Linked DNA regions of Homo sapiens: region 1 is linked to region 2. A link is a loop called in an ENCODE intact Hi-C map of the cell type or tissue named here. Cell type or tissue: lower leg skin. All regions are shown on one strand. Links, peaks and the distances in the headings refer to the core of each region. The heading gives the core; the rest is flanking DNA.

The links. Hi-C counts contacts between places; a loop is a spot of excess contacts. Peaks named below come from ENCODE experiments on the same cell type or tissue, not always from the same donor. Only the 100,000 strongest peaks of a DNase experiment are listed, where the experiment ranks them.
Region 1: it touches region 2 in a loop (2.0-fold over the local background); 15 of 110 quality-filtered maps call a loop at or near these places.

What each region holds. Positions count from the first base shown.
Region 1 is chr21:38,887,008-38,902,420 of GRCh38, forward strand. ETS2-AS1 (ETS2 antisense RNA 1) reads right to left here. Exons shown (of 4, transcript NR_120405.1): 3 at 14,894-14,958. It also overlaps the pseudogene RPSAP64. Among named protein-coding and RNA genes, the nearest start is that of ETS2-AS1, 44 kb to the right of the region's middle. In lower leg skin, for the core only: no CTCF peak of the experiment used is centred there; no DNase peak of the experiment used is centred there.
Region 2 is chr21:38,829,377-38,844,789 of GRCh38, forward strand. No RefSeq gene overlaps it. Among named protein-coding and RNA genes, the nearest start is that of ETS2, 31 kb to the left of the region's middle. RefSeq lists enhancers at 1,965-3,164, 2,154-2,343. In lower leg skin, for the core only: no CTCF peak of the experiment used is centred there; a DNase peak (open chromatin) is centred at 9,835.

The DNA of each region.
Region 1 (15,413 bases), core at 4,677-12,676, 57 kb after region 2:
TGTGTCGACATGTATGTAGATTATTATACCTGTGTTTCTATATTGTCTACATAATACCAAATTGATCTTAAAATAAACACTCTTGAATTAAGTAGATAAGCTTAAATGCTATTCAAGTTTACATGACTGTAATAAATCTTTGGTAAATAAAGCTAATTTTTAAATTGTTGGTAAAATAAAATGAAAATGCCTTCAGAATTGTCATTATTAATGCGACGTTTTTGCCTGGGTCTACTGGTCAGACAGATTTATGCTGTCTCTTATAGACATTTTAAGGTTACAAAATTGTTGCTTCTGTGATATTTTTAATACTTGCTTGATTTGTCTGTGAGCTAAAACTGTGCTGTGGGCTGGCTGCTGGGTTTCCCCCAACCTTACATACATCTTACTGTGAGCTTATATCTTTGGTTTTGAGCTTCTGGATTCTGGGCTCTGGACAGGTGGCTATGGTGAGGCCTGGGGACACGTGGGTCTACAGTGCCTAAGCCACCAGCTGCAGGGCAGAGCCAAGCCCAATACGGCCCCGTCTTCCCTGGCCCAGCTATACCTCCTGGCCATGCTCAGTGGGGTTGGATCCTCTAGACATTTTCTTCAAAAGTCTATCCTCTGTCCTGGGCTCTACATCTGATATGTAACTCTAGGACCCAGATGGGCCCTGCCCTTCAGAGCTTTCCTGGATACCCAGGATGGCTGTGGGAGGGACATTGCGGGGGGTGTCTGTGCCCAGTATCTCAAAGGCCTTGGTAGGATAAACTGCTTGCTGACACAGGATTAGCCTCGTGTTGCCTTTTAAAAAATAGACCAGACATAGTGACTCACACCTGTAATCCCAAGACTTTGAGAGGCCAAGGCAGGAGGATCCTTTGAGCCCAGGAGTTCAAGATCATTCCTGGACAACATGGTGAGACACCATCTCTACAGAAAATTTAAAAATTAGCTGAGTAAGGAAAAAGAAAAATATTAGCTGAATGTGATGGTGTGTACCTGTAGTCCCAGCTACTTGGGATGCTGAGGTGGAAAGATCACTTCACCCTTGGAATCAAGGCTGCAGTGAGCCATGATCATGCCACTGCACACCCGTCTGGGTGACAGAGTGAGACCCTGTCTGAAAAAAATGAAATAAAATAAATAATAAATTAAAATTAAAAATCACTTAAATGGCTAGCTTTATTTTCTATGAGCAATTCAAATATAATTGTTAAGAATGAGTAAATCAGGTAAATGTAAATGCAATAAACAAGAATAAAAGTTGTCATCATTTCAAAAACCTTTTTAGTAAGTTAAAAGGTTTTTAGAAAACTTTGAGAACATACCATTCATTGGACTGGTTAAAATTCCAGAACTCTAATGAAAAAAAAATTGACTCATAAAATTGCTAACCTAATGTCAAGCAGAACAAGAATTAATTACATAGAGCTGAAATGGTGAAGGACTGAAATAATTTTTTATGATTCTTTTGTTTGAAACATTGCTTATCCTTTTCAAGTTTTATTTTTGAGAGTTAAGAAAACTGTTTTCTCTTAAGCTATCTATAGCTTTACAGTAAAAGCTATAGACAAAGTATATTTCTGTGAAAAAAGTTGAAACATTTACCTTTCTCTCTACCTGATCCCTTCAGAATTCAGAAATTCTTCATGAGTATTCTTACTTTATGGCTTTACAATTATTTCATAAGTTCAGTAAGAACTCATTCTCTTTTATAACAAGACACAACTGGAAACACTGGTTATTTTACCAAGGCTCTGACTGAAATACAATATTTTTAGATATGATCAGATTGCTTTGAGGACTGAAGTTGACTTTTGTGGAGCTGATAAAATGTCCCTTGGAGAGACTGGCCTTGTACCTTGTCTACATGATTCCCTTACAAGCTTCCTGATTTTGTGGTGAGTAATGAATGTCACCTTATGACAGGCCCATGAACCTCAAGTTATTTGAGGGACCTTGAGAAAAGAGGTATTCATCCATTTATACAGGTATTACAGACACAGTCTGAGACTGAGTCAGATTTTTGGCTTGACTTCTTAACATAGCTAGGAAGCCAAGGGGCTTTTTAAAAAGTCTAATCTGAGATTCTTTATGAAAATATTCCAGCAAAGCCAACTTAGAACAAGCCTATAGGTCATTCATCATTCTTACTAAACTTTTGTAAATAATCAGGTCAAAGACTAAACTTAAACAAAACAGTCTGTCTATGATTATCTTTGGTTGAAATGGGAGGATTCGAGAGAAAAAATTATGTCATAGAAAAAAACTTCACATATGCCTGTTATTACATTCTAGCCTTGTCCATTTGTTTCTGAGCTTTGTATCTGGACTGAATCACACATTTTTATTTTCCTCCAATATATGGCTGAGACACTCAGACTAATGTTTCCAATTTTTCTTCCACCCTTCTGACTTAGAATTATTAGAAACTAAAACTGCCTTTTTCCTGAGGCTGAAGCTAGTCAACTTGGCTTTGAAGGAATATTATTGCAACAGCTTATATTTGGACAAAACTTTCTACACGCAAAATGCAGGCTACAAAAATCTGTCAGATTGCCACTAATCTTCTCAACTGACTGTCCTCCAGACTCTAAAGAAACTAGTTTATAAATTATTTCACCCATTAACATTTGTTTTTTGTTTCTGTTTCCATAAAAGCCCTCTTATTAAAGCTCTATTTGCCTACATCATATATAGAGGCCTAGCTTTGAGAATCTATCTACAATGCCATCTTTTAAAATGAAACACACTTGTTTAATTGGACTGGCCAATTTCCAGAAATAAGAGACTAGTTTAATTGGATTTTTGAAAGTGCTTAGATTTGTTCTTTCTTTATGTATTCATTCTCATCATAATCTATGTTCTTTTCTCCCTTTACAGATCGCTTGCCACTGGATTACTAATCTGATTTCTCTCTCCATAGCTACCAATCCTACTTTAATATGTGAAACCTTTTGAAAATAAAGCTTCAAACAGGAGACTAAAAAATCAATATTTCACCCCAAAATATTGCTGATCTAAAGAAGCAGCTCAAGTTCTAACTCCTTCCCCCATCTCCCAGTCCTCTGTCCTCCCCAAAGCATAGGATAAAGCTGTTCTCTAAAATTCCCTCATCTATCTAGAAACTGGACCTACCAAAGAGGAACACAATTGCCTGCCTCGAAATTTTATTAACCAGAGAAGACTAAAATTCATATCACAGAGGAAGAATCCCAAACCATTTCTTCTTTCTGCCCCATTCCAATTTCCAAATGGTTAGTAAATTTCCAATTTACTAACCATTGTCGGACCATTAGGCCCATTTATTTCCACCTAAAAATCATTTATTATCCCTCAGATTGCCACACTTCCCCCATTTTCCCTTCCCCTGTGAAGAAGGGGCTATAAGTATCTGTACCCCATTGGGTTATTGGGCAATCATTCTCCTGCAACTCCCCTGTGCTATGCACATTAAAATAAAGTTTGTATGCCTTTTTCTCCTACTAATCTGCCTTTTGTCAGTTGATTTTCAGTGACCTTTCAGTGAACCTGTAATTTTTTCTTCTGTATTATTCAATTTACTCATATTACTTCCACTAATTTTTTAATTTCATTTATTGTATTTTTCATCACTTGAAATTGCATTTGGTTCTTTTAAATTTATTCAATTCTGTCCTCACTATGTTTTTATTTTCTTTTAAGTACCTAAATGTATTTATAATACCTGTTGTAGGGTCCTTGTCTGCTAATTCCATAATCTCTGTGTATTAGTCCATTCTCACACTGCTATAAGGACATACCCAAGACTGGGTAATTTATAAAGGAAAGAGGTTTAATTGACTCACAGTTCAGCATAGCTGGGGAAGCCTCAGGAAACTTACAATCATAGCAGAAGGGGAAGCAAACACATCCTTCTTCACATGATGGCAGGGAGAAGAAGAATGAGAGCCAAGTAAAGGGGGTAGCCCCTTATAAAACCATCAGATCTCGTGAGAATTTACTCACTATCATGAAAACAGGATGGGGGAAACCACCCCCATGATTCAATTATCTCCACCTGGTCCCTCCCACAACACATGGGGATTATGTGAACTACAATTCAAGATGAGATTTGGGTGGGAACACAGCCAAACCATATCACTCTGTCCTTTCTGATTTGCTTCTAATGGTTAATATTTCTCCTAGTTATTATTCACGTTTTCTTTTTGCTTCTTGTAGTTTTTAGCAGGATACTATAAATGGTATGTTTTGGGGCTTGCATTTTGCCATTTCCCTTTATAGAGTGGTGGGCTTTGTTTTGAAAAACATCTAAGTCATTTGAAGATTAGACTGATCCCTTGGAGACCTGTTTTTGTTTAAAGCTTTTCTAGGGTAGATGTAGAATAATGTTGCTCCACCAATAATTTGGTCCTATCAGTACTGCGTGACTGCCCTGGGGTACTCAGTGACCACTCCAGGGTGTTGCTGAGGACTCTCCACTCTGACAAGCCAGACCATAAACATCTGCCTTCCTTGTGTGATGGGCATTCAGTCAGCTCACAGCTCACTGGTCATGCTTTGCCCATCTTTGTTGACATTCACTCTGCACAGGAACAGCCTAAAACTCAGCAAACACTCATGAAGACCCTCTGCAAATTTCTGCAGTGGTTTCTCTGGGTAGTTCCCTCCACTTTGGAAATCATCTTTACAATGTCTTATAGGTTCAGCCTCCTTGAACTCTGATCTCTATCCTTTCAACTCTGAGGCCACTGGGCCCCGTTCGGGTTGCTGCTTCTGCGACCATGGTCTGAAAAACGCCTCCAGGTAGAAAGGTGTTTATCTGTTGTTAGGGATCACAGTACTGTGCTATCTATTGTCCAATGTCTGAATACAGTTGTCTAATCTATTTTGTCCTGTTTCGAAGCTTTTTATAGGAAAAGAAGTTCATGTCTTGCTATTTCCTCATGGCCTGAGGTGAAGTCCTCCTTATTTTGTTCACTTCCCTTTGTTTCCATAATTATTTCTCCCTTATCATTTCTTTATATTTGTGTTTTCTCCCTTATTTTCTTAAATAGGTTTGTCTGCTTTGTTGTTTTTTTAATGAACTAAATTTGAATGTATTATACCTACTGTTTTTTAAGTTTCTAACTCATTAATTGTTGCTTTTATCTATTATCTCCTTTCTTCTGATTTTTTTTTGAGTTTGCTTCCTAAAATCTGTTGAGTTTGAAACACTTATATATTCTGTTTTTAAATTTTTTTAAATTTTTACTGAGGCTAGGACTATACTTCATATAATGAGTGTACCATGAATAAATCTGTGTCAAGTGAACAATCTTCTTGGTGACATTCAAATAGGAATCTCATGCATTACTTTTTTAAATAACAGCTTTATTGAGGTTTAACTCACCTATCACAAAATTCACCTTTTTAAGGTTTACAATTCAGTGGTTTTTAATGTACTCACAGAGTTATACAACCTCACCACTCTCTCATTTTAGAACATTTTTGTCACCCTAAAAAGAAAAACTGCACCCATCGGCAGTCTTTCCCCATCTTACCCTCAGTTCCTGGCAACTACTAATCTGTTTTATGTCCCAATGGACTTGCCTTTTATGGACATGCAATAGGAATGGGATTATACAATTTGTGACATTTTGTGACTGGTTCCTTTCATGTACTGTTTTCAAGAGTCATCCATGTTTAGTATGTATCAGTACTGCCTTCCTTTTTATGGTGAATGATGTACCATATTTGTTTATCTTTTATCAGTTGATGCATATTTGGGCTTTTTGACTCTTTGGCTATTATGAATAATGCTGCTTTGAACATTTGCATAGATGTTTTTGCATCAACATATGTTTTCAGTACTCATGGGGCCGAATTGCTGGGTCATATGGTAACTTTAACTTTTTGAGGAATTGCCAAACTTGTTTCCAAAACAACTGCATAATTTAAATTCCCACCAACAATGAATGAGGGGTCCAGTTTCTCCACATCTTTGTCAACACTTGTTATTGTCTTTTTTTTTTTTAGTTTAACCATCCTAGTGGTGTGACGTGTATCACATTGAGGTTTTGATTTGCATTTCTCAAAAGACTAATGGTGGGCATCTTTCCAACGTGCTATTGACTATTTGTATATCTTACATTTTATCTTACATTTTCAATTCTTACATCTAGACTTCTGTAAGAGGCCTATGATCCATTTTTTTTATGATCCATTTTGAGTTAAGTTTTGTGTATGCTATGAGGTAAGGTCCCAACTTCATTCTTTTGTATGTAGATATCTAATTGTTCCAGCACCATTTGTTGAAAAGCCATGCAGCATTTTTGTCAAAGAAAAAAGTCTCTAATATATAAATGGCTATAATTTTATGAAATCATAGCACATTGCCTCTAGAATTCTGCTTAGAAGTAATTTATTTCAAATGTCCTCAAACGGGTCAGCTAATTTACCGAGAGCATCGATTCTGCCCCCAGCTCATGCCCCCAGGATCTATACCAACCTAGAAACTGTGCAGCTGGTCCTCTACTGTGTTGATGATCAGAATTCCCTTCTCCTTTTTCTCCCCACATATTTTTATTTCCACCTTGATACTAAAACTCTCAGAAAACTAGTAGATGTGCAGGGATCAGGGGAGTGATGTGGTGTGAAGGGTTTAGGGAGAAATTGTTAGTAACACATTTCATTTGAGAAAATAAATTTCTTTTAGGGAAGATGAAGGCAAGAGGAGCTCTAGAGTGAGCAAGAAGGGATTGGTGATTTTTTTTTTATATCATTCTTTGGCACAGAGTTCTAGGAAATCAGTTGTGTGATAGGAGACCCACTCCTGTATAGCAAAGCTACCATGGATGAAGGCCTTCTAGACCTGGGATTGTAGGAGTTCTAACCATCACTAAACTTCTTTAGTGCGGCAGATTTTTCGCTGACTCCACTGCCATTCCTGCTTGATTCTAGTGAGGCTTCTGATATAACAATGCTAGAAAACTAAAAACCCCACTTACCAGAGCCAGGATTTTGTACGTGGATGAGATTCTTCCAAGCAGATGTCCACATACGAGACTAGGAGGGTTTGAGCAATGGGAGGCAGTGGCCAGGCTCAGGGACACTGGAGGTCTTTGCAAGCAACAGACACGTTGGTTCTCCTGGGGCAGTTCTAGAAGAGTTTCCAGAGTCTGGTTCCTAGAAACTTAGGTACGGAGCAGTACGTGGTGGCAACCATGGTGTTTCCACTAGAAGAGCTCCATGTAAGATGGGGCATTTCCCTTGATTGCCATTGTTTCTAAGTGTGCAGCAATCAAATCTTATTTCCTGGGTCCTGGTGAAGTTCTGTAAGAATCATCGTATCATCTGATAAATCATTTTCTTCTCAGAGTAACCAGAGTGCATTCTGTTGTCTGCCACTATGAGCCATAACCAGTGACCTCCTTAACAAAGATAGGGAAGTTAACACATTCTTACGTAGGCCATCATCAAGGCTAGATAAATGTTTCTTCTAAGAGTAAATCTAAAAGGAAAACATCAATATGTGCCATTGGGAATAAAATATTTTTTAAAAACTGAAAGAAAAACAACCCCAACAACTCAGAAGGGGATGGAGAGACTTTTGAAGATGATTTACTGCACAAACCAGAAATAAATTATTTTGGAAACTCAAAATGATTTACTAGAGATACCAGAAGTAAATTATTTTCGAAACAGTGTGCCATCACTAATAGAATACACAAAGACAGCAACTCCATGAAACAAAATCAGAAACCAAAACCAAAGAACAGGCTGCAAAGGAAGGGGAAAGAAGATGAGCATTAAAGACAGAAAGATGGCAGGTTGTGTGCTCCACAAGGAGCACATTTTGCACTAACACCACAAGAGTCTGGCTCAGTGAATGGGGATTGATAGTAGTTTAAATGTCTGAGAGCTTTGAGGAGGGATTAAAACATGTGAAAAATGGAGACGAGCTCACTCCACAGGTCTGATGTAGGCGATGCTGGCCCAGGAAGTTCTGTGCATGGTGGCACCCCTGTGACACCCATGGAAGGCCATGTCTGATCTCCAGTTCCACAGAGATCCTGAAGAGACAGAAAGGGAAGAGCAGCTGCTGCGGAAAAGGTTGTGGCCAGGGAGGAATTTCAGGGAGAATGGACTGCTCCAGTTCCTGAGTTGACTGCTCTCCAAGCTGAGGCTGCAGACTGGGCTATAGGTGTAGGTGGCCTCTGGGCCCATTCAGCTGATCCCTACTGAAGTCTAAGGGGCTCAGTCTCCCACTGAAGGCTGATCTGCAGCTCCCACTGCCCAGCCACTGAGGGGTCTTAACTGTTTTTCCACAGGCTCTTACACAGAAAACAGAAAAAAGGTGAATGGAAAATTAACATCAGTTTTTTAAAAAGTAAGACGAGCCAAGACAACCAGATGAGAAGATAAACATGATTGGTGAGATAAGAAAGGATTCTAAGAAAACAATTGCAATAAGATAAATATGTTTTAGAGGAGGCTGGGAGTATAGTGTCAAATTTGATGTAGTGCAATATTTGGCTCTTTAAAAAATATAATAAACCCTAAGCAAATATAATTAAGAAAACAGAAAAAATGAACAAATAACAAAAGAGAAAGGCAAAATGATAAGCTTCCGATAAACATAAGCAGGAAAAATGGGCAAATAAGAAATCAGAAATAAGAAATGTCAAGGGAAAAAAGAGTTGGAAGGAGAAAGGTATAATAACAGAAATGGAGGCAACATATCAACTGATTATAATGTATGTACTCAAACTGTATAAAAGCAAAAGATCATTGGAGAAACATGAACATTGAATGAATATTTGATGACATCAAGAAATTATTGCCAACGTTTTAGGTAGGTAGTGATATTTTCACTATTTTTAGGTCCATATATTTTAGAGCTACATGATGAAATATTTAAAGATGAAATTATGATGGTGGAATTTGTTCAAAATAATGGGAGAGGGGGTGGCAGTGAATGACAAAATGAATGGGGATATAAGTAGAATGAAGTTTTCATGAACTGACTAATGTTGAAGCTAGAAGATGGGACAATAGTTAATTGTACTATCTTCTCTAATTTTATATAATAAAAAGTTTTTAAAATTAAACTGAGCTGAGAACAAAAGTGATAGGAGATTATGATATTCTACCTTGCAAAATATAATTTAAAATCTTAAAATTAAGCACACTTTTCTGGGCATGTTACCAAAATTGACATAAGAGAAAAATTTAAATGTGAATATATTACTAGCCACAAAAGAAATTTAAAATACAATTAACATATGTCAAAAGTTTCTTTCACAAATTTGAGGAATCAGGTTGTATCAACTCTTCTAGAAAATAGAAAAAGATGGAAAGCTACACAATCGATTTCATGAAGCTAAATTAATCTTGATTTCTGTACCTAACAAAGATAATGCAATAAAGAAAAGAAAATCATGAGCTAGTCTCACTTAGGAGTAATTTTTAAATCCTAAATAAAGTAGCGGCAAAATAAATAGTATCCTAAAGGAATTTTCTATCATGATCAAGGAAAGCATATCTTATCTTGGGAATGCAAAAGCATTCAATTTTAGAAAATTCAACGTTATAATACTTTATGTCAGCGGTCCCCACATTTATTAGGATTTAAAGGGCATTAAATAACACCTAAAACACATTCTCACATTGTTAAAAATCCTTAGGGAAAATGAGAACTCAAGGATACTTCTTTCACATCATAATTATGTAAACGTAAACAAGTGGCCAGCATATGAAACATTAAAAGTATTCCTGTTAAAACCAGAAACAAGGCAGGTGTGTCTACTATTTCACCTTGCTCAAGAAGATCAGAGTCATGTAATAAGACTGGAAGTAGAACTATGAACCATAACTAAGAGAAAGGAGGTGATTAAAAGTTCATTATAAACTAACAACATGGCTGGATAACCTAAACACCCAAGGGATTCAACTCTAAGCACTTTGAATTGAAAAAAAAAACAAAGTAAAGGGACCAGATTAAAAAATAATAATAAACGTACAACAGTCCATTGCTTTTCCATACACCAACATGAAGCAAACAAAAATATACTCTCATTGGTGAAAAAGATTTCATTCTTATTCAGAACATGAAGAAAAAAAAACTATTGAGATACAATACAAACATAATCAACAAACAGAACAAAATGAAATGCTACACAGCCGGTAAAAATCTGTAACAGTAAGTGAAAATCACTCTGGAGAAAAAAATAAAATAAAATAAAAAAACAAACAAAGCCCAGTATCCATGAATATATTCACTATGATTCTTTTTTTATAGACTACAGGTTAGATATAATGTTAGAAAATAAAAACAAAAATAATGGCAAGTAAACCTATGAGATTTTAATAGTAATTATTTTTGTGAGATCAATTTTTAGATCAACCTTATTTTCTGTATGCATTCATGCTATATTATCTACAACAAGCAAGTATTACTTTTGAGATCAGATCAGGAAAGAATTTTAATTTGTTGAGTTGACTTGAGATAAAAAAATTAACCAATAAATTCACTGGCTACATATGATTTTCAAGATTTCTGAATCACCCTGGGGATGAGAGCTTTTCTAAAACATGGGGTTAGCACACAGGAGCCATAGGTCTGAGGCAAAGTTCAAATGGATGAGAATGGAAACGTTGCTCTGGCTTACCCAAGCTGGCCAGTCTGTCTAGAACTAATTTAAGAACATAAAGATGACATCATTGCAGGTGTTCTTTCAAAGTGGAGCACCCATTTATAATGCTTCTGGCTGACAAAATTGGAAAGGAGACAAGGTTTAAAAAGCCTCAGATATTCTTTTTGTCGATGCTCACCATCTTTATCTTCAAATAAAACTATTTATATTTCTTCTGTCTGCCCCTTGGGCTCTGGTTCTTGGTTAAGAAATGTCTCATAAATTTCAGAAGAGGAGGAAAACAGAAGGTGATGGTACAGAACATTCTATTTTCAAGACTATAAATATTTCAACTTCTCGAAGAGATCACCTATCATGAAAACTTCAGATCTTCCTAAGTAAGTCTTATAAAAATTAACTATAAAGTTTATGACAGTTTCCACAATCAAGTACTGTATGCCAGATTGGCTTAAAGCATTTAGAAATGAGCAGCCTGAATGTTGGCAAAAGGTCACATACTGGAAAAGAGTAATGTCCAATTCAAAAAGTGAAAAGTAAGAGACGCTGCCAATCCAAAAATTGAATGCCCAAACTTTACTGAATTCTGTTAATAAAATCAACAAGTTGTTCCACTGTACAGGCAGGGTTACTACTTTATGCTGATAATCCAATAAGTGTTTATTAAGCACCTGCTATTTACAAAGCACTGTGCTGGACGCTGTAGAGAGAATTGATAAAATATCTCAAGGAACTTAGAAGGTAACCAGGGAAAAGGACAAGTACAAAAATAAATAATAGAACTCTTACCAATTAACGTGAGCAACCAAATAACCTGATTTTAAACATGGGCAAAAGAACAGACACTTAACAGAAGAACATGTAGGAATGGTCAGGAAGCACATGACAGGTCGCTCAGCACCATTAGTCATCAGAGAAACGGAAATTAAAACTACATCAAGATGCCATTTCACACCCACTAGAGTCGCTCAAATAAAAATGATTGACAATGCCAAATGTTGGCCAAGATGTAGAGAAACCGGAACTATCTTATATTACTAGGGGAGAGTAATGGTACAATCATGTTAAAAAACTGTTTGGCAATTCTCTTAAAGCTACCCTATTGCCCAGCAATTCCATTTCTAGGTATGAATACTTACCCCAAAGAAATGAAAACCTATGTCTACAGAAAGCGTATGCAAGAATGTTTATAGCTGCTTTATTTACAATAGCCTTCTTCCCCAAAATGACAAATGTCCATCAACAGGAGGATGGGTAAACAAACTGTGGTATAGTCATACAGTAGAATACTATTGAGCAATTAAATAGAACAAGTTACTAATAGGTGCAACAACATGGGCACATCTCAAAAACTCCACTTTGAGAGACAGAAGTCACACACACAAAGAATACATGTTGGAAGAATTCATTTGTTTGAAACTCTAGAACAGGCAAAACTGTTCTATGAGGTTAAAGCTATGGTGATAGAAGTCAAAAAGTGGCTGCCTCCAAGATTGTGGGGGTGGATCAACAATTCACTGGAAAGGGAGAGAAGAGGAAGTTCTGGGGTGGTGGATGTGTTCTGAATCTTGATTGGGATGATGGTTACACAGGTGTACAATTGTCCAAACTTATCAAACTAAGCATGTAAGATCTGTGCATTTTGTTGTACTTAAATTATACTTCATTTTTTAATACTCAGAAAAGGTAAAAATAGAAACAGTAGACATTTGACAGTTGTGAGTTTGCATTGCAAGGACTACAAAATTCCTCAAATTTGTTAATATCACCATAGAACAGGACTTCACAATAAAATGTTCACTTTCGCATGAAAGGGAGGAGGTCAGGGTGAGTATGGGATGATGAAGCCACAGTGACGCCAGATGCCAGGTGAAAACAGGAACCCACCTCTGGGGCCCATTCCTGTAGTGCCTGAGACTCAAAGTTGGGCCTCATAAAAATTGTAACTCATCGCACATCATGAATCTCTACACTAGCTTACAAAGGCTCAAAAGGGAGGATTTTAAATCCAAAAATGTAACTACTGTACAAGATAGAATATTAGAAACATGAGAAGGAAGTTATAATATTTTAAATGAGGTCTAAAATGACAGCTAAATCTCTCCTCCTGAGTAGTAAAACCACATTAACTCATATAGTCACCACTCCTTGTATGAGTCTGGCCCCATCCAAAAGGGGTGGAGTTTAAATTGGTTCTATGATTTGAAACAAACACATGGAAAGCCCTACTGGGATATTTATTAGCTACATTAAGATACACCCCTTAAGAACCTTTAAAAAAACTCTACCATGTTATCTGGTGTAGTTCTGCTCAGGATACCTTGTGGGAATATAAATGACAAAAATTTAAAATTGCCTTAGAAAAGAGTTTTCACATTGCTATGATCCAAATGTTGGTGTCTTCCCAAAATTCATATGTTGGAACTTAATGCCTGATATGGTCTGGCTGTGTCCCCACCCAAATCTCGTCTTGAATTATAGTTCCCATAATTCCCACATGTTGTGGGAGGGACCTGTTGGGAGATAACTGAATCATGAGGGCGGTTTCCCCCAGACTGTTCTCGTGGTAGTGAATAAGTCTCACAAGATATGATGGTTTTATAAGGGGAAACCCCTTTTGCTTGGGTCTCATTCTCTCTTGCCTGCTGCCATGTAAGACGTGACTTTCGCCTTCCACCATGAATGTGAGGCCTCCCCAGCCACGTGGAACTGTGAGTCCATTAAACCTCTTTTTCCTTATAAATTACCCAGTCTCAGGTATATCTTTATCAGCAGGTGGAAATGAACTAATGCAATGCCCAGTGTGATAGTATAAAGAAGTGGGGCCTTTTGGAGGTGATTTGCTCTTGAAGGCTCTGCCCTCATGAATGGGATTAGTGCCCTTATAAAAGAGGCCTGAGAGGGCCTCCTTGCCCTTTTTGCCATGTGAGGACACAGCAACAAGGCAGAGAACAAGTCCTTGCCAGACACAAATCTTCCTTGATCTTGGACTTCCCAACCTCCAGGACTGTGAGCAATAAATTTCTGTTGTTTATAAATTACCTAATCTAAGGTGTTATGCTATAGCAGCCCAAATGGATGAAGACACACATATTAGGCAATAATTATGTCAGTTAAATTTGGTGTGTTTACACCAAACGTCTTCAACATTTTCCCTGCCCTAATATTTGCAAGGAGCACATTAAGTATCTGCCCATTAGCACAGATGCCTCCATAAGGCAGTGGTGTTAAAAGGAGGGGAATGGTGTAAAGATGTTCCCCGGTTGGTGGCAGGGGTAGGGGGTATGATATATAGTTTCCCTCCCCCACCATGAGAATTACTAATTCAATAAGGAATTAAATTAATCAAGTGCCAATATGCTTATTATGGCTTTTGTTTTTGCTTTTGGTTTTTTGCTCAGGTTCGAGGGCATCTTTGATTTTTCTCATTCTTCCCAAGACCTTACATGGTCTGGCCCCCGCATTCCTCCTTTGCCCCAGCCTCCTACTTTCCCCCCTCCCTTAAGACCCAAGCTGCACTGGCCTCCTTGCTATTTCTTGAACATGTCAGATGCTCCTGCCTTAACACCTTTGTGGTGGCTGTTCCACCTGCCTGAACCCCCTTTCCCAGACACCCCAACGACTAACTCCTTTACCTCTTGCAGGCTTTCTCATAAAGGTCATTCTCTTAGAAGGGCCAACCTTGACCATTCCTATTTAAAACTGCAATCTGTCCTCTCACAGGCAAGGCCTATGCCCTCCTTCCTCTCTCTGCACTCCTTTCTTTCCAGTGCACTCATCACCTTTGACATACTGTGACTTTTTTTATCTTATTGTGTTTATTGCCTTATTGTGTTATATGTATTATCTATTATATTATTATCTTTTATTTTTTGTTTATTGCCTGCTCCTCCTGCTACAACATAAGTGCTCCGTGGCAGGTGTCTTTGCTCATTTTACTAACTTCTCTTAAGCACCTACGACTCAACCTGTCACATAGCAGGTGTTCAACAAATGTTTATCAAGTGAATAAATGTATTCTTTTCTATGCTTCTTTAAATAAATACAGCTGACCCTTGAACAATGTCGAGGTTAGGGGTGCTGACCCCACACACAGTCAAAAATCCACATATGACTTTTGACTCTTTCAAACTTAACTACTAATAGCCTACAAGTAGTCTTACCAATAACATGAACAATCAATTGATATGTATTTTGTATGTCATCTATATTATACACTGTATTCTTACAATAAAGTAAGCTAGAGGACAGCAAGTATTATTAAGGAAATCATAAGGAAGAGAAAACATACTTACTATTCAGTAAGTGGGAATGGATCATCATAAAGGTCTTCATCCTTGTCATCTTCATGTTGAGTGGGCTGAGGAAGAGGAGGAGGAAAAGGAGTTGGTCTTGCTGTCTCAAGAGTGGCAGAGGTGAAAAAAATCTGCCTAGAAGTGGACCCACAGAGTTCAAACCTGTGTTGTTCAAGGGTCCACCGTATAACCATGATATTAGCATTGTGAACATTCTCTCTTCGTCTCCTCCTTCCACCTACCCAACTCTCCACTCAGGGGAGATTTATAAGCAAGATTTTGAACACTGAAAATCAAATTAAGTGGTCTGGAAAAGCTGCAATGGCAAACAGGGGAAAACGATTTGGAAAGCAGCCCTTAACCCTACATTTTCCTATCCTGTGAAAGCTGTGAAGAATTGTGCCTACACGAGGCCAATGGCCCCAGCTCTATCCTCTAATCACCTTCTTCTTCTATTTCCCAAATGTAACACTTACCCAGCCAACAAGTAAGGAAATAGATTAGAAAGCTTTTGAGTGAC
Region 2 (15,413 bases), core at 4,990-12,989:
TAGACATGAAGTCCTTGCCCATGCCTATGTCCTGAATGGTAATGCCTAGGTTTTCTTCTAGGGTTTTTATGGTTTTAGGTCTAACGTTTAAGTCTAATCCATCTTGAATTGATTTTTGTATAAGGTGTAAGGAAGGGATCCAGTTTCAGCTTTCTACATATGGCTAGCCAGTTTTCCCAGCACTATTTATTAAATAGGGAATCCTTTCCCCATTGCTTGTTTTTCTCAGGTTTGTCAAAGATCAGGTAGCCGTAAAAAAGAGAATTTTAGACCAATATCCTTGATGAACATTGATGCAAAAATCCTCAGTAAAATACTGGCAAACCAAATCCAGCAGCACATCAAAAACCTTATCCACCATGATCAAGTGGGCTTCATCCCTGGGATGCAAGGCTGGTTCAATATACGCAAATCAATAAATGTAATCCAGCATATAAACAGAGCCAAAGACAAAAACCACATGATTATCTCAATAGATGCAGAAAAGGCCTTTGACAAAATTCAACAACCCTTCATGCTAAAAACTCTCAATAAATTAGGTATCGATGGAACATATTTCAAAATAATAAGAGCTATCTATGACAAACCCACAGCTAATATCATACTGAATGGGCAAAAACTGGAAGCATTCCCTTTGAAAACTGGCACAAGACAGGGATGCCCTCTCTCACCACTCCTATTCAACATAGTGTTGGAAGTTCTGGCCAGGGCAATTAGGCAGGAGAAGGAAATAAAGGGTATTCAATTAGGAAAAGAGGAAGTCAAATTGTCCCTGTTTGCAGATGACATGACTGTATATCCAGAAAACCCCATTGTCTCAGCCCAAAATCTCCTTAAGCTGAGAAGCAACTTCAGCAAAGTCTCAGGATACAAAATCAATGTGCAAAAATCACAAGCATTCCTATACACCAACAACAGACAAACAGAGAGCCAAATCATGAGTGAACTCCCATTCACAATTGCTTCAAAGAGAATAAAATACCTAGGAATCCAACTTATAAGGGATGTGAAGGACCTCTTCAAGGAGAACTACAAACCGCTGCTCAAGGAAATAAAAGAGGATACAAACAAATGGAAGAACATTCCATGCTCATGGGTAGGAAGAATCAATATCGTGAAAATGGCCATACTGCCCAAGGTAATTTACAGATTCAATGCCATCCCCATCAAGCTACCAATGCCTTTCTTCACAGAATTGGAAAAAACTACTTTAAAGTTCATATGGAACCAAAAAAGAGCCCGCATCACCAAGTCAATCCTAAGCCAAAAGAACAAAGCTGGAGGCATCACACTACCTGACTTCAAACTACACTACAAGGCTACAGTAACCAAAACAGCATGATACTGGTACCAAAACAGAGATATAGATCAATGGAACAGAACAGAGCCCTCAGAAATAACACCCTACCAGCTTTCTTTCCTGATAGGGCTCCAGAACTCCACATGGTGGACACTTGTCACTGGGAATGATTCAGGCTTTAATGGGGCTGCTGGGCGGGAGCACAGGGCTTGAGGGCCAGAGGAAGTGGAGCAGGAACTGTGGCAAGAGGTAGAGGGAGCAAGCTGCCCCATCACCTCTCCTGAAATATCAAGCAAGTTAACAGGAGGATTTGTTGTGATTTGGAGATGGACCTTGGATTATCACTGTCACTGGGTCTGTCAGGCACTATTTGTGACCTTGGGTATGCAATTTAATCACTCTCTGCCTCAGTTTCCCCTCCATAAAGCCAGGTCATTTGTGGCTGTTGGGGGGATTGATCTATTGGGGGTATAAGATTGTGTAAAGTCAGTAACCTGGGATGGGGGTGCTATTTGAACAGAGCACGCCAAGGAAGGTGTGTTTGAGCCAGGGGATCTGCAAAGAAAATATGGATCCCAGACAATCATGTCTCCATTTTCATCAGAAGAAATCCAGGGGCAGAGTTCAGTGATGAAACAAGTACTTAACTGAACCAAGACTCAAACCCTGGTCTTCTGTTTTCTGGTGTTGTCCTCTGGCCAAAATAACCCTGTCATGTTTGGTTGAAGTCATTATAAATGCTGCCCCAGATGCTACCTAGGGCTCCTTCAAGTTTCTAGTTCCTCCTTCCACAAACCAGAGGCCACAGCCCTTGATTTGAATTTTAAATTATCAGGAACCTCCTACCCAAAGAACACACAGCCCTCATTTACAGCAGCTGCTGGCAGCTAGCTGAGTTCGAACAGATGCAAGAATCTCATAATCTGGGCCAGATATTAATCTGTCTTTTCTGTAACAGCAAAACAGAAGGGTGAGTCTTGAAGCAGTGCAGGGGGAAACCCCTTATTGTGCAACTCTTTTGTAACTCCTGGGCGGAGTCTGGACATGTGACTTCTGCTTGAAATTTAACATTAGGGGAAAGACCATTTTTGGTCATAGCTGAGGTGATGACATCTTGGCAACTGGAATGGACATGACCTCTGTTCCATGTACTATGAGTAACTGCCCCCTCCCCATTTCTCAAAGTCATGTTCAGATGGCAAAACTGCCTGGGATTACCACATCTGACTCTTGCTAGCTGTTTCTGTGTCTATGGCTTCATACTGTCCAGACATAGACCTGGGGCTCAGCACACATGTATGTTTGAGTGGCATAAGGTCAGAAGCACAGATCCAGCAAAGACTGTGGCCCGGAGGAAGGTGGGTTGGTTGGAGGAAAGAAAGTGGAGGTGGGAGCAAACGAAGATAAGTAAACAAAAAAATGAGCTCTTAAGCAAAAAAGATTGCCTGTCTGCTGTAGCCTGTAAAGCTCTGATGAGAAACACTTTTATGATTTGCTGGTAAACTCCACCCAATTTGGTTCTGGAAGAGGTTATTTTTCATTGCAGTGTAAGCATGTAATTAGTTAATTGGGAAATATGGCGCCATTTTCAAAGCTCACTTTCATCTGTCATCTCACTTACACCTCCCTGTGACCCTGGGAGATTGGTTTTATTATGCCCATTTTACAGATGTGGAAACTGAAGCTCGGAGAGGTGAACCCCCTAAAAAGAAATTGGAGAGGCTTATCCTGACTCATCCGTGGTCCCTGATTCCTTGTGCCTGAGATGCAGACTGTGGCTTGGGAATAGGGGAGGGCTCAGAGGGCTGGAGCTCAGCTGAGTGGCCGGATGTTCCCTCACAGGGTACCCTCCTTTGGCTTCCTGTTGACCCTAGTAGTTGTCAATAGTGCTGCAGGTGCTCCACGCCTTCCCACCCTCTGGATGAAGCTCATCCTAAGGAATTAGCATCTCATTTCTAATTCTCAGGTCCTCAGGAATCAGACTTGTATTTTGGGTCAAATTTGCATACCTTGGGGCTTCTGTTTTCTCAAGCTATGTATGGACCCCAGAGCAAATCCCAACCATGGTTCAATATCAGCCTCTGGGAATCTGCAGATCACTGGAAGCCAGGCTGCCCACGCTTTCTGGAAGCCACTTCCTAGTGAAGGAGCCCTGGAGGAAAGAGGCAATGGTATAGGAGTCTCCCTAAAGTGAGAAGTGTGGAGCCCAGCACTTCAACTATGTCTGTGGGTGGAGCCAAAATAACCAGTTGCTCCTGATCGCTGCATGTCAGCAATTGTATCACAACAAGAGGCCACAGGGCATCACCCTACCCAACACTGTGATGGGGGCCGGGGTCACATGTGCTTAAGTGTCTCTGTAAATCAGCCCTTCAGTTGGGATTAAGACAGTTCAGGATCCCAAGAACACACATGCACACACACAACCCACTTGCACATACATGTGTGCAGTCACACTTCCAGAGACACACATAGACATACATATGTATACACACATGTGCGTGTGTGCACACAGGTATTCACATGCACACACACACGCACACTTATACACTAACACACATGTGCATATGTGCACGCATGCACACACACACACACACCCCACTCCTTTTGCTTGCTTCACCTTTTCTGTCTCTGCTCCTCCTGGTGGTCATCACCTCCCATGCCCTGTCTCCTGTATCAATGCCCCAGGACTACCTACTATAACAAAGTGTCACAAAGTGGGTGGTTTAAAGCAACAGAAATGTATCCTTTCACAGTTCTGGAGGCTAGAAATCCAAGATCATGGTGTCTATAAGGTTGGTTCCTTTTAAGTGCAGTGAGGAAAGAGCTGGCTCCAGCCCTCTCTCCCATTGGCTGGTAGATGATCATCTTCTCCCTGTGTCTCTTCATGTCACTTTCCCTCCTTGCCCCTCTCTGTGTCCAAATTCCCCCTTTTTATAAGGATACCAGTCATATTGTATTAGGGCCAGATCTAATTATTTCATTTTAACTCAATTACCTCTGTAAGTAACCTACCTCCAAAGACAGTGTCATTTTGAGGTTCTGGGGGTTAGGACTTCAACATATCAATTTGAGGGCACACAATACAGCCCATATACACCTCAACACTAAATAAGTTACATGGTAGTTCTATTTTTACTTCTTTGAGAAATCTTCATCCTGTTTTTCGTAGTGGCTGCACTGATTTTTACTTCCATCAACCGTGTGTCCCCGTCTTTTGATATGTGTGTATGTCATATGTCTTCTTTTGATAAGTGTGTATTCATGTTTTGACCACTTTTTAATGGGATTATTATTATTTGTTGTTGTTTTGACTGTTGACTTTGTTGAGGTTTTTGTATATTCTGGATATTAGTTCCTTGTCCAAATGAATAGTTTGCAGATATTTTCTCCCATCCAAAAGGGCATCTCTTCCCTTTGTAGATTGTTTCCTTTGCTGTGCAGAAGCATTTTAGTTTAATATAGTCTCATTTCTCTATTTCTGTTTTTGTTGCCTGTGTTTTTGAGGTCTTAGCCATAAATTGTTCGCCTAGCGCAATGTCCTGAAGTGTTTTTGCTATGTTTTCTTCTACCAGTTTATGTTTTCAGGTCTTATGCTCAAGTTTTTAATTCACCTTGGGTTGATTTGTGTACATGGTAAGAGATAAAGGTTCAGTTTCATGCATCTATGTGTGAGTATCTAATTTTCCCAGCATCATTTATTGAAGAGGGTGTCTTTTTCCCATTGCATGCTCTTCATTCTTTTATGGAAAATCAATTGACTGCAAGTATGTGGATTTATTTTTGGTTTGTCTATTCCATTGGACTATGTGTCTATTTTTATGCCAATACCATGCTATTTGGGTTACCAATAGCCTTGTAGTATATTTTAAAGTCAGATAGTGTAATGCCTTTTTCTTTTTTCTCAGAATTGCTTTGGCCTTTCAGACTCTTTTATACTGTTTTTTCTATTTCTGTGGGAAAAAATGATGTTGGTATTTTGATAGGGATTTCATTGAATCTGTAGATTGCTTTGGGCAGTATGGTCATTTTGATTATATTAATTCTTTCAATCCATGAGCATGGGATGTCTTTCCATTTGTTTGTGTTCTCTTTCATTTTTTTTTTTCATTAGTATATTATTATTTGTGCAGTGAGCAGAGCAAAGTCAGGGACACTGTTTGTAGAACCTGGCTGCCTCCCCTCCCGCAGCCCAGCTGATTGTCCTGGTTGCCAGGCGCTTGTTTGCATTAGAGACAGAACACTCTGCAGGGTTCTGAATGGTTCATTGTGGCCCTTAGGCCACTGGCAAGCAGTGGCAGAGCCACGGAGGGGCTGCTGGTCCCCAAATGTCTCTCCAGCCACTCTGGGGCTGGTGGGGGCTGCCCTGCTGGTGATGGCTTGAGAGAAGACCTGGGGGTCCCTGGGCATCCTGGGGAGGTCCTGGTTTGTGCTGCTGTGGTGATCTTAATCATCAAGAGATGACACACTTTATGACACACGAAAAGAACTGAGCCAAACACTGTTTCCATCAAGAGGTCCATGTAGAAGGCAGCCAGAACGTGTAGAAGGATGGAAGTCAAGGCACAGGCCCAGGAAGCCTTCAAGTCACCCCTGATGGAGGCCAGACCTTGAACATTATAATCCCTCTGCTTGTCAACCATTAATACAGGTCTTCCCTGCAGGACATAGGAGGCTTTCTGGGAAAAGCATGGAAAAAACAAGCCTACTAAATGTTCTCAAGTGACTGATGTAGGACACATCTTAAAAGGATCAAAGGAGGATGAAGAAAAACTTCAGAAGAAAATAACAGGTGGTTTGAATGAAAACACTCATTTTGCAGAAAGTCCAGAAGTGCTCAACCAAGAAATTACAAGATGGAAGCAAAGAGTACAGAAAAAGGAGGCGAAAGAAAAGCTGGAACTTTTGAATGCACAAATAAAAAAGGTCATGAAAGATACCATGAGCCAATTAAAATCTATGGCTGAAAACCTGCTGGACACCATGTAGTTGCGAGATTTCCCTAGAGACCACGGTGACGAGACCTAGAAAACAGAGCTAAAGAGAAAAGCAGAAAATGAAGACCGCCTCCCCCAGCCCCAGCCCTCCCAACTGTAAGTCAGAAGAGTTTTGCTGGGTGATGGTGACTTAAATATGTCCTGTGAAAGTCAAGAAAAATCAAGAAATAGCCAGGCAATTGTGGGAAGAAAATGCAATGAATGAGAGCTCACAGGAAAAATCAAATGCCTCCAAACTGAGAAAGCATCTTTGCAATTTGAAAATTCCTAGCTGGGCCAGGTGTGGTGGCTCACACCTGTAATCCCAGCACTTTGGGAGGCGGAGGCAGGCTGATTACTTAAGGTCGGGAGTTCGAGACCAGCCTGGGCAACATGGTGAAACCCTGTCTCTACTAAAAATACAAAAAATTAGCTGGGTATGGTGGTGTGCACCTGTAATCCCAGCTACTTAGGAGGCTGAGGCAGGAGAACTGCTTGAACCTGGGAAGTCGAAGCTGCAGTGAGCCGAGATTGTGCCTGGCAACAGAGCAAGACTCCATCTAAAAAAAAAAAAAATCCTGGCTCACAGGTGGGATCCAGAACCTGCAGCTGAAGCTTCAAATCCTGCCTGAATCACATCAAGAACATATAGTGCAACTTCAGAGAAGATCACCTGAGGTGGAAACACACAGCTTAGAGATGAAGAAACTTCCCAGCATGTGTAGAAACGTGAACACACACAGCGGATTTGAAGCCTCTACAAGGAGATGGCCAAAGACATCAGCAAAGAATTGGAGAGGACCACTTCCTTCTGTCAGAAGAAGATTATCGGCCGGGCGCGGTGGCTCATGTCTGTAATCCCAGCACGCTGGGAGGCCGAGGTGGGCGGACCACGAGGTCAGGAGATGGAGACCATCCTGGCTAACACAGTGAAACCCCATCTCTACTGAAAAATACAAAAACTGAGCCGGGCGCGGTGGCGGGCGCCTGTAGTCCCAGATACTCGGGAGGCTGAGGCAGGAGAATGGCGTGAACCTGGGAGGCGGAGCTTGCAGTGAGCCGAGATCGCGCCACTGCACTCACTCCAGCCTGGGCGACAGCGAGACTCTGTCTAAAAAAAAAAAAAAAAAAAAAAAAGAAGAAGAAGATTATCATCTGTGAGGAAAGAGCTCAGGAAAGCTGGAGGGCAGTTCTGTCCACTGAGAGAAAGCTCCAGGAGCTAAGAAAAGAAGATGATTGTAGTAGGCCAATCCTGGCTGACGTGGACTTCAAGTTCCAGGCTTTCCCTGGGGGATCCTTTGCTCCTGCTTCTCCAGGCACAGCCCACAGAGGCCCAGAAGTAGCAGGGGTCCCCTGGGTCATCAGGTCCCCAGCAAGGAGGAGGGAGGTGCTGTGAGGCTCAGGGACCCAGGCCACCAGGTTTCACTCAACTCTCCCAGAAGTAGGGCCCTGAATGCGCGGGACCACAGAGGGACACAGCAGCCTGGGCTGTCTCTTTAAAGTGATCTGGATTTATCTCTTTTTAGTTTAGCTATTGTTACTTGGGATGCCACGATTTTGATTTCTTGAAGTTTGGTATAGCATTATAATTTTACGTTAGTATTTTAAAATATAGACATCAATGTAATTCTCATAAATATAATTCCTCATCACTGGACCCTTTAAATTACATGGTATGAGTATTGCATTTTTATTTAAGTTCACCTTTTATGTTTGAGATGGGTGGAGATGTTTAAAACGATAAAGTTCATTTCTGAATGCCACAAGCTGTTACTGTACATCTATACAAGTAACAGTATTTACCTGAATAAATTTTAATTGTTTTTAAAAACAATGCAAAAAAACTTAAGAACAATATAACATTCAAACTATCTAATATTTGTATTAGTTTAGTCCTAAATTTATTGACTAACCTGGGAGAGTTGATATTTTATAACTATTTGTTTCTTGTTTTATATTTTTCTTAACCATTGATGTTTTAAGACAATGTTGTCTAAACATTTCTAAACTATATAATCAACAAAAAGATTTCCATTGATGGCAAACCCATTCTCTGTTACACACATACACACACACACACACACACACACACACACACACACACAAAACACCCGAATGTTGAGAGAAGGGACTTTCAGTTGTTATGTCAGTACCTGAAGAAAATGTAGAATTAAGAGAGATACAAAGTGTTTTTTTAATATTTACATAAATAAAGGAAAAACTTTGTATGTACACAATTTGTACACACAGAAAAGACAACTAAATTATCTATACACTAAAGGAGAGTTGCCTGATGAATCAGACAAGATTTCAACAAGAAACAGTTCATTCCAAATGGTGCAGATGAAGAGACTTTGATAAAGGAAAGTTTCCTGGGCTGTCACAGTTTCGTATGACAGTTTCCTGGGCGGAGATAAAGGCTTGGACAAGAGATGGTGAGACTCCCAGGGGCTAGCACTAGAGAAAAGGTAGTCTTACCTCTGGACCTAAAAGGAGGAGGATGTGGTGTCATCTGAGCCCAGTGAAGAACTGTCTTGGGACCTGAAGAAACTAGAGCTAGAGGTGCCTACTAAGGTGGCCACGGCGCATTGCTGGAGCTGTGCCCCATGCTCCAACTGTCTCTGCAGCCGGCTGGGGAGGGTGGGAACATCAAGGAAGGCTCTCTGGAGGAGGTGGTCCCTGAGCTTAACACTGATGAATGAGTAGGAGCTACCTCCAATGCTTTTCACACATGAAGGGGTAGATGAATCACTTGGAGATCTTTCACTAAGCAGGTTCAGATTATCAGGTCTTGCAGCAGGAGCTGAGACCCCGGGTTGCTCCCAGGTGATGCCTACAGCAGGATGAGATGTGGAACAGCAAGAATCCTTCGATAAATACAGGGCAGGATCCGGGGAAGTTGAAGGGACAGGAGCATTTCCTGCAGACAGTACAGCCCAGGCAAAGACACAAGGGCACAGACAGCCTGGTCTGCGTGAGCTGCACCATGTGACTGGGGTTCTGCAGCCCAACATCAGGCAGGAAGGACAGGACCATGAGAAACAGCGTGCAACATATGCAGGGTGTCTTCCCAATTATCCTCAGAAACACTCATCTGCGTGGGTGAGTCTTGTCCTGAGGATACCACCTGTCCCAGAAAAGTGTGAGGAACCGTAGGCTGAAGCTCCCCCTTGGAGAAGCCACCATGGAGGGTATGCTTGGCCTCCAGAATCCCCTGTGTGGGTCAGCAGCTCCCTGCTCTCCCGGTTGCTCAGCCCAGACATCTGGAAATCCCTCCTGACTCCTCTGTATCCATCCATCAGGTACTCCCATAAATTCCGCCCTGCAAAGCCCCTCTACTCTTTTCTGTCCATCTCGACTACCACCATCCTGTAAGCCACCATTACCTCTTCCCAAGTGCTCTGTTCCTTGGGTAACCACCTCCCTTACTAGGCCCCCACTTCACTATTACTTCCTCCAATTCATGTCTGCACACAGCCAGAGTGGACCTTTTACCAAAGACCTGAGCATGCTTCATATGAAGCCAGACCTCGGCCTGCATGCGGTGAGTGTGCAGCAGCCCTTGACCTTGGTCCTTGTCTCCTACCTCGGGTCATGAACAGCAAAGGTGAGCACACATCCCTGAGTGCCCTGGACGGGCCTGGCTGGGGCCAGCGTATCATGCTGTGCCCAGTATATTATTCATAGCTCCCTTTCACTCTTAAAATTGCTTCAGTTACGACAATAAATTATATGATCACAGAATGAATGGGTCACTTGCATTCAAACTTTTCAAAGAGAACTGCAACATTCCTAAAATATAGAAGCTCATGAGAAAATAGACAACATGAGTCAAATCAAACTCTAAATACAGCCGTGGACAGTCAAAGAAACGCCACTGCTTTGCCAAGTTAGCCCATGTGGGAACATCACGTTTTTGGTTAAGACAATTCTATATTCTTAAAGGCCAAATGTAAGCCACCTCAGTTTTGGGAAGGTCCCAATAAAAGCTGAATAATGTGTAAGCATAGTTTAAAGTTAAGGCCCCTCTAATTTATTGTGGACCTGAAGATATTATGCTTGAAAATCATTTCACAGGAGTCCATTCTAAAGTTTGTATGATGCAACGTTCTTGTGAATTATAGACAAATGATTCATCTGTTTGACTCAGATTCAAGGACATTTTTTGTGGTGAAGTAAGGCACTGAGTCTCAAGATATAATGTAAAGATATGGAGTTGCTATGCCAGGAAAAGAACTATAGAAAGGGCAGCTAGGAAGTCAATGCAATAGTCAGCACACCTCTGGGGCCCTCCCTGGGAGCCTCTGATTCCATTACTCTTGGGTGGGCCCTGGACATCTATATTTTCTCCAAGTTCCATTCATGATTCTAATGCTCAGCAAAGCTGGGGAACCACTGCAATAAGGCATGATCTTGAGAGTTATGGCGCAGAGACATGCATCTGCCTCTGACTCAGCACAAGGGGCACCCCGCTTCTCACGTCTCATGACTGCATGGTGTACAGTGTGGTCAGTTCAGCCTTTATGTCTAACCTCTGTCCTTCTCCACCCTGTGGGGTGCCGCTGACCTGTGGGGTGTTGACCACAAACAGATTCCTACCCCATGTTTCTTGGGGGTTCATCCCATGGGGATTTCCAGAAGGAGACTGGAGTTTCACTCTCCTGCCTCCCCTGATCCCTGCTTTTTTTTTTTTTTTTTGAGACAGGGTCTCACTCTAACACTCAGGCTGGAGTGCCGTGGTATGATCTCGGCTGACTAGCAACCTCCACCTCCTGGGTTCAAGCGATTCTTCTGCTTCAGCTTCCCGAGCTGCTGAACTAAAGGCACGTGCCACCACGCCTGGCTAATTTTTTTATTTTTAGTATATTTTAGTAGAGACGGAATTTCACCGTGTTGGCCAGCCTGGTCTTGAACTCCTGACCTCAAGTGATCTGCCCGCCTTGGCCTCCTAAAGTGCTAAGATTCCAGACGTGAGCCACCGGGCTCTCCTGCCTCCCTTTTGACCAGCTGGCCTTGAGCTGGCTGTGTCCGTGGGCCTGAGGCTATGCTCCTCTCAAAGGCTGACTCTCCATGGCTCTCCTTGTGGTTCCACTAACTAGTGCCTACCCTTGTCCCTCGAGGCTTAGAAGGTGCTGAAGCTGAACTGCAGGGAGCCCCAGGTTACTGCCTGTATTCATTACCTGTGTCTGCTGTAAGAAATTTCCACACACTCATTCACTTAAAACAACATATATTTATTATCTTACATTTCTAGAGGACAAGAGTCCAGAAATAGTCCCACTGGGCTAACGTCAAGGGCTAGTGCCCTCTGGAGCTCCTAGAGTCAGCCTGCATTCCCAGGCTTATGGCCCCTTCCACCATCCTGAGAGCCAGCAGTGTGGCACCTTCAACTCTCTCTCTGCCCACCCTCCGCTTTCATCATCACTCATCTCTGACTGTGAGGATCCTGCTTCCCTCTTTCGAGGAACCCTGTGACTACATGGGTGATCCATGACAGTCTGCCCATCTCCAGATCCTCAGTCACCCTGCAAAGTCTCTTTTGCCGAGTAAGGCAGCATGTTCACAGGTTCTGGGGAGCAGGAGGTGGACCTCTTGGGGGTCATTATTGCGTGTACCGCACCTTGCTTTCTACTTTGCAGTTTCCTACGCCCACACCTTTGTGAACAGCCCCGTGGTGTATGAACCCTCCTCAAAGTCACCTGTTTCCAGCATCATTTTTTCCCTAACTCTGTGCACCATCTCTAGCACTTATTTTTTAAATGTATTGAAAAGATAGACTCAATTAGCACTTATGGAACAGCTTTCCGAGGAAATGAATAGATTTGAGCAGTTTGCTGATAGAGGTGCCCAGTGGAAATATCAAAGTACAAATGAGAATGTTGGTGGTTTCCATGAAGTGAAGCTGTCTGACCAGACAATAACATGAGAATCATGTCTCCACAGAGATTACCCACTTTTGAATCACTCTGTCAAGGTGTTGGCACAATGCTGCCCTCATTATCGAAAGGCGATGACTACAACAGTCTTGTTCATTCAAGAGCTGTACTCCAGTCAAGGAACTGAGAACCTCCCAGGGGGCACAGCCTTGTGCTTGGTTGTGCAACCAACATGCCTTATTTCTAATTTCACACACAATGTGTGTGATCAGCAAAACAAGGGCCCCCCAAATATGTCTATGCCCTAATCTCTGAGGCCTGTGAATATGCTGTGTTACATGGTCAGAGAGACTTTGCAGATGTAATTAAATTTAGGGACTTTATAATAGTGAGATTGTCCTGGATTCTCTGGGTGGGCCAAATTAATTTCATGAGGCCTTCACAGTAGGGCACTCTCAGGCTGGGAGCAGAAGAGGGGTGCAGCAGGAAGAGAAGTCAGTGGAGTCTGATCCTGAGATGGATGGCATGCACGCTCACTGGCCCTGAGATGCAGGGGCCACATGTGAGGACCAGAGGGAGATCTCTAGGGGCTCTGACGGCTCCTCCCAGCTGACAGCCAGCAAGGAAACAGGGACCTCAGCCCCACAACCATGGAAACTACTAGCAGTATAGATGAACCTGGCTGCTGATTTTTCCCAGGCCTCTTAGTAAGAACCCAGCTGGTTGACATCTTGGTTTCAGGCTTACAGAACCCAAAGCAGAGAAAGCAGTTGAGCTGTCCCAGACTTCCGACCTACAGAACTGTCAGGCAATAAACCGTTATTGGTTTCAGCCCCTAGCTTTGTGACTGTTTGTCATGGCAGCAACAGAAAACTAAACGAAGCCATTTCAGTGAGAGCAGGAAAAGTGCTGTAAAATAGTATTCTCTAAAAGAGAAAATTTTCATTGTTTATTTCTGATGATAAAAATAATACACTCTCATTCTTGGAAAATAGAACAACATGAAAAAAAAAGAAGAAAATTAAAATTACTTATAATCTCGCCAACCAGAGATCATTATCATTATTGCAATGGACTATATCATGTTCCCTCAAAATTCATATGTTGAAATTCCCAACCACCAATGGGACTGTATTAGGAGGTGGGGTCTTTATGGAGGTAATTAAGGTAACTGAGGCCATGAAAGTAGGGCTCTGATCGAATAGGATTGGTGTCCTCATAAAAAGATAATTTAATAATTATATATATTGTATATACACAATCTCTCCCTCTCTCTCTCTTTCTCTGCTACGTGAGGACACAGCAAGGGGAGAGAGCAGCTATCTGCAAGCCGGGAAGAAAGCCCGCATCAGAAACCCAATAGGCTGGCACCTTGATCTTGGACTTCCAGCCTCCAGAACTGAGAGAAATAAATGTCCGTTGTTTAGGCCACTCAGTCTATAGTATTTACTTATGGCAGCCCAAGCATACTAATACAATTACTGATCGCATTTTCCTGTATTTCTTACCAATATTTTAAAGCCCACATTTTTCTTAGAAGTAAGAACATGTCATATATAATCATATAGCTTCTTAATAAGTAACATTGTTGCCATTAATATGTTACTAGAAAAATTTAAAAATCTGTTTTTCAATGACTACATAATAGTTTTTCAAGCTCCATAATGGCAAGGTCTTTCCTTTTTTAAAAAAGTGAGGTTTAATTTACATGCAGTAAAATGAACAGATTGTAAGGGTTCAGTTTGATCAGTGTATTAGTTCATTGCTGCACTGCTGTAAAGAAATACCTGAGACTGGGTAATTTGTAAAGAAAAGAGGTTTAATTGGCTCATGGTTCTGCAGGCTGTATAGAAAGCACGACAGTCTCTGGGGAGGCCTCAGGAAACTTACAATCATGTCGGAAGGCAAAGAGGCAGCAGATGCATCTTATGTGGCTGGAGCACAAGGAATAGAGAGAGAGGAGAGAGGTGTTGAACACTTTTAAACAACCAGATCTTGTGAGAACTCCATCACAAGAAGAGCATCAAAGGAAGAAACTGCTCCCATGATCCAATCACCTCCCACCAGGCCCCCGCTCCAACATTGGGGATTACAATTCGACATGAGACTTGGGCAGGGGCACAGATCCAAACCATATCAATCAGTTCTGACAAATGCATTCAGCTATGTAACTCACATCACTATCAATATATTAGATGTTTTCGATCACTCTAGAAAATTCCTTCTGTGCCACTTCCTGATCAATTCCCACCATTCCAGAAACAACTTCTATTCTCATTTCTATCCCCATGAATTAGTTTTCCTTGAGAAGGTCATAAATGTTATCATACACTATGTACTTTTGTGTCTGCTTCTCTCACTCGGAATAATGCTTTTGAGATTCATGCATGTTGCTGTGTATTGGTGCTTTGGTCCTGTCTGTTGCTGAGTCATGTATGGGTACACTGCAATTTTGTTATTGGTTCACCAGTTCATGAACGCTTGGCATATTTCTGTTTTGGAGCTAGTATGAATAAAGCTGCTATGAACATTTTTGTGCAAGGATTTTTGTGGGCATATGTTTTCATATCTCTAGGAACTGAATTGTGAGTCATAGGATAGATATATATTTAAAATTATAAGAAACTTCCAAACCATTTTTCAAAATGGTTATATCATTTTATGTGCTCACCAGCTACATGTAAGAGTTCCAGTAGTTCGGCTTCCTCTGCTATACTTGGAATGGTCAATCTTTTTCATTTTAGCCATGCTAGAGGGCTGAAGTCCTATCTCACTTTTAATATGCATTTCCCTGATGACTAACGGTGTTCATGTGCTTATTGGTCACATATCCTATTTGGTAAAGTCTCTTTTTAGTCTTTTACCTAATTTTAACTAGGGTTGTTTTTTTTATTATTAAATTCTAGCAGTTTTTAAAAATATATGCAGATGCTCCCTGATTTGCAATGGAGATACATCCTGATAAACCTGTTGTAAGTCAAAACTATCATGAGTTTGCATTTAACACTCCAATAAAGCCATCATAAAGTCAAAAAATCATAAGAATGGACGTTTTCTCCCAGCCTGCGGCTTGCCTATTTCATATCTTAATAATGTCTTTTGATGGGCAGAAGTTTTTAATTTTGGTGAATTCTCATAATGCTTGGCTGTGGGTTCTCATCCAAATCTCATCTTGAATTATAATTTGAATTGTAATCCCCACATGTTGAGGGAAGGACCTAGTGGGACACGATTGGATCATGGGGGCAGTTTCCCCCATGC